Regions from separate parts of the Homo sapiens genome. Here region 2 is linked to region 1. A link is an interaction called in ENCODE POLR2A ChIA-PET data of the cell type or tissue named here. Cell type or tissue: Panc1. All regions are shown on one strand.

Region 1 (2,500 bases):
GGGCTGCTGGGCTGTGTGACCTCAGGCAGAGCACTTTCTGCTTCTGGGCCCCCATTTCCTGATCTGCAAAGCATGAGACGTTGGGACACGTAAGGACTGGGGGACTTCTAAGACTCCTTCTAACACTAAGAGTCTACAGGTTTTGTTTGTTTGTTTTGAGATGGATTCTCTTGCACTGTCGCCCAGGCTGGAGTATAGTGGTACAATCTCGGCTCACTGCAACCTCTGCCTCCCGGGTTCACATGATTCTCCTGCCTCAGCCTCCTGAGTAGCTGGGATTATAGGTGCACACCACCACATCCAGCTAATTTTTTCTACGTTTAGTAGAGACGGGATTTCACTATGTTGGCCAGACTGGTCTCAAACTCCTGACATTGTGATACGCCTGCCTCAGCCTTCCAAAGTGCTGGGATTACAGGCGTGAGCCATCGTGCCTGGCCGAGTCCACAGTTTTTAATTGAAAGGTTCTTATTCCTTTCCTATAAATGTGTCTATTCTAACTACGCAATCCCAGCATCTCTTTTCCCCTGCTATGCAACACAACATATTTGAAAGTGTTTCCCTCACATTTTAGGAGGCTACTGAAGCAAAAAAAAAAAAGTTATATTGTTTAATCTTACTTTACAGGAGTTTGCTTTTTTATTAGAGAACAGACTCAGAACAGTGATCAGTGTAAGTTATACGTACCCAAAGTGAGGGGGTGCTGTGGGGGGAAGAAAAAAGGAGGCTGCCTTCAAGCACCTTGTGGAAATGTATAAAACAAGCAACGAGATAGTCCTTTGCCAAACACTGTCATAAATTTTTTATTTGGCAGCTAACATTCTCACTGGTTTTCTTGGCAGCAATTGGGACCTTTAGCAAGAAAGGTGCAGAAGAAAAATACCTTGTTTAGAGATGTTTTCAACACTTTCTGGGATTTTTCAGAACTTCTGCCTGCAGCACATATTTACAACTATAGTCTCCAATCACCTGATGAGTGGGTGGTGGGGTTTAAACTTTCTTCTTTTTTAAAAAAAGAATATATAGAGAGAAAGTGAACAAGCAGTGCTACCCCCCTCTGGCCTTTTGCTGAGCGTGTCTTTCTTATTTTTTGTGGTAGGCATTTCTGATATCCAAGTGGTTAGTCTTCTCTGTCTAGACAAAAAACTGAAAATAATATCAGAATGTACCTTTTGTTGCGCCTGATACTATCTATATTGTATTCCCAGATGACAGAGATAAATGAAAGTGAAACAACCTGATGACTAGGGCATTTTTCTTCAACAGTTCCGCCAAAAACAGGTCCCACCTGTTGCCTTTGGGTCAGCTAATGGGCCAAGAGCTGCCTGGATTCAAAGCTCATGTGAGCACATGCAGACGGGATCCTGGCAGTTACACCCTGATGGTGGAAGGAATGAAACAAGAGCATGCAGAGCTGGTCATTGCCATATTGGAGAACCTCAAGCACCAAATGCCCTTTGAGGAGGGGTCTTTGGGATTCTGGGAAGTAGAGGCCCAAATCCGCAAAGATGAGGTCTTTCATTGCAAGGGTATCCTAAACACTTTCTACAAACACATTCTACAGACCAGCAAAAATCCTCCTACCAGGGGACTTCCAGCTATGAGCGAAGAGGTCGGCAAATTCACAAAACAAGTATAAAACTGGAGAATGCACCAAAAAAAAAAAAAACGTCTTTTAGTGATCTGGATGACGACCAAAGGCAAAAAACAAGTTGAGAAGTGCTTATTCATAGAAAACTGGCAGAATTTTGGGTAAGAACAACCCCACCTCACCCCTTAGCTTAGTTGGCTAGAATGATGGTTTTACCAGGGTGGGGCTGCCAGAAGAGGCTGACTTGATTTGGAGCAGAGGGCAAAACCCAGGCCTAGCAGCATTGTCAATAAAAGTAGCAAACTCGGTAGGTAATGAATGGTGAAAACCCACACCTCTGCTAGCCTAAAGTTACAGTCCTAGTTGGGGCGGGTAACAGGCCAACCAAAAATGTGATGGGGAGATCCTGGAAATGAAAGAGCCACAGAAGTGCTAGATAAGCTCTCTATGCATCTCTTATGGAGTGGGAAAGTATATATATGTGCTGGGAAGACCTGAGAGACACCAGTGAGAAGCCAAAGCCAAGGCAAGCTTGGGAACTGGCTGAACTTTGAATGTGCTCTGCAACCCACACACAGATCACTGCAGAGGATGTAAGCCTTATGGGTTGGAGGTTTTTGAATACAATCTCTGCCCAGTCATTGGCTGACCACTAAGCTATGCACACAAAGGGGCAACCCCTAGGAAACCAGCCTCATAAAATAAAGATAAGACTTGAGGAAAAGAAAAAAGCAACAACTGAGTAGACTGCAGCGGAGACAGATTCTAGAGACTACATTCAGAAAAGCTACTTAAAAATACTAGACTCTTGTGTTGCTACAATATATTATCTAAAATGTCCTATTTTCAACAAAAAAATGACATGATAACAACCACCAAAAAAAAAAAAAGGAAAGAAAAAAAGGTGTG
Region 2 (2,500 bases), 590 kb before region 1:
GATACCCAGCTACTGAGTGAAAGAAAAGATTTGCCCCCCTGGCTCCAGGGCTTATGCTCTTACCAACTCAATTTAATCCAACATGCTTCATTTTGACACTTGCTCCACTTCTAGAACCATCTGAATCTTATGGCTCTGTCTCAGAAGATCTAGGAAGCACCTGGTAAGGACCAAGAGCTACTCTTACCCCTTGAGAACCAACGCTCTCTGAGCAAACAAAGCCAGACTGGGTACCCTGGCATCCTTCATATGGAATTCATTCATTCAGCTATTCATTCATCCATTCATCTGTATACAGAGGGACTTGGGGCTTGGGATGAGAGGCGGAGGAAAAGTGGATGGCAGAGCAGAAGGATTGTTTTCAATAACTCAGCCTCAAGGAAGAGGGAAAAACTCAGGACTTTGAGACTACCTTCTCATCTCATGAGGGATGTCGGGAGGTAGAAAAGCCCTGGTGTGCCACCGTTGCTCTTGACTCAGTTCAAGCCAATTGTCTTTGACTCACTTTAGGCCAGGAGTTCTCAATCTTGCCACTATTCACATTGAGGACCTGATAAGTTTGTTGTTGGGGGGCTTCCCTGTGCATTATAGGATGTTTAGCAACATCCCTGGCTTCCACCCATTAGATACCAAAGGCATTCCTTCTCCTAGTTGTGATGAATAAAAATGCCTCCAGACACTGCCAAATGTTTCCTGGGAGACAAAAATTACCCTCCTTTGAGAACCACTGGCTTAAGGTAAATAAAATAGATTCTTAAAAGTTACACAATATTTCTCCCAGCAAAAGTCTCCATGTCATCCTGTGGTGTCCCTTAAGTCATGATCAAAGGGGAAGTAAGCAAATATATTCATTTGATAAACACTTGCTATATAAGTTTGATTGTAAGGCAAAGTTTTTCCCCAAAAGCTGTTCTATAGTATATAAGTTTTTACAAAGTTTCTCGCTCCTGATGCTTTCTCAATTACTTTATTCTGAGCACCAAGGAAGTGTTTGGGGAACGACATTAGTCCAGAGAGATCTCAATGGATGATAGTTGTTGGGGGAAATAAGTTGGGGAAACTTACAGACATCATCTGATAATATCAGGGGGGAAAAAAGAGGCAAAATATTTCATGCAGATTCGGTTGTTATTTCTGAGGATATGACTTCATCATTAAATACATGGGAAGTATTTTAAGCAAGTCTTTTAAACTTTGCCTTTCTTAAAAAAGCATATTATAAATGGTGACCTTGTGGAGTTCATAAATATCCACCCATAGGACAAACAGAAAAAATCTCTTGGGGCCACAAATAAAATTCTCAGTGACAGCATCTTACATCATTCAAAGTGCTGTGTCTTGAACAATTTAGAAGTGAAGATGATGTGGGATGGAGAACTGAGTTATGATTCAAAAATGGTTTCGGTGACAACGAAGGCAAATGACCAAGGTGCCCGGGAAGAGTGTGAATATAATTATTTCATGACCTAAACTTTTTTTTAAGATTAGGGAATCTCTATTTCTAAATGTTTATATTATTTTATATAATATGTGCTATATGCAAATAAATCGATGCATTTAGTATTAAAGTAGGGATTTTACTATTTTATAAAAGCTTATATATTCCAGTTGGCTTTCTCTTTGGAAAACGAGACATTGCCTTATATTCAGGCTTGTCTTACACTTGGGCACATAGCCAATCTAAGCACCTAGTGTTGTCAGGATTCTGTACAAGTCACACGGAGCCATGTTTCTGTCCCCTGGAGAGTTTGTGTTCTCTGTGGGAACACAAGACATAAGCAAGGGAGGCAGCTTTCACATAATTCAGTGTAATTTGCTTCCAACTAAGTTATTCGGATGATATGCTATGCGGAGGAGATGGGACGTCCTTTGAGGGATGCCTTCAGATGATCTTCTTGAAGCTCAATTCAGATGTGTCACTTCCTACTGCAAGGGTAAAGACCAACCTCCCTAACATGGGTTCCAGGACCCACATGATTTGTGCATCTCCTCCCCGCCACCCCCAACCCTAGCTTCAACTCTTGCTCTGTTGATCTCTGGCCTTGACTACTCCTTGGACACCCCTCCTCCATCCCCAGCTTTGATTCTCCTTTGCTCCCTCCCCATCTCTTGACCGCACCTTCCTTTGGCACCTCCTCTTCTCTCTGTCTGTCTTTGCAACTGGTACTCTCCTGTCCTCTGCTCTTAGAAACTCGCACTCCTTCTTCAGACTTCATCTCAATCCTCACTTCTCCTGGGAAGCCTTCTCTAGACCCTCCATTTTGGTCAGCTGTCACTAAACTGTAGTTCTTTTCTTTGAAGTATTTCTCTCCATTAATTCTCATGGATGCAATAGTGCCATTGTTCACTGATGTATGTCTCTCCGTTCATGCTGTAAGCTTAGTGAGAGCAGAGCCCTCATCCTTTATGACTCATCATTACATCCCCAGAACATGGCCCAAAGTAGATACTCAATAAGTAGCAATTGAGTGAATTGTTGATTAATCAAATGAACATTTGT

Evidence for each region. Peaks named below come from ENCODE experiments on the same cell type or tissue, not always from the same donor. Only the 100,000 strongest peaks of a DNase experiment are listed, where the experiment ranks them.
Region 2: POLR2A ChIA-PET joins it to region 1 with 8 read pairs; 3 of 35 experiments call an interaction of 5 or more read pairs at or near these places.

The regions. Positions count from the first base shown.
Region 1 is chr10:112,789,934-112,792,433 of GRCh38, reverse strand. All of the region lies in intron 7 of VTI1A (vesicle transport through interaction with t-SNAREs 1A), which reads right to left. Among named protein-coding and RNA genes, the nearest start is that of LINC02935, 100 kb to the left of the region's middle. In Panc1, no CTCF peak of the experiment used is centred here; no DNase peak of the experiment used is centred here; H3K27ac peaks cover 2,162 bases.
Region 2 is chr10:113,377,582-113,380,081 of GRCh38, reverse strand. No RefSeq gene overlaps it. Among named protein-coding and RNA genes, the nearest start is that of HABP2, 170 kb to the left of the region's middle. In Panc1, no CTCF peak of the experiment used is centred here; no DNase peak of the experiment used is centred here; H3K27me3 peaks cover 1,350 bases.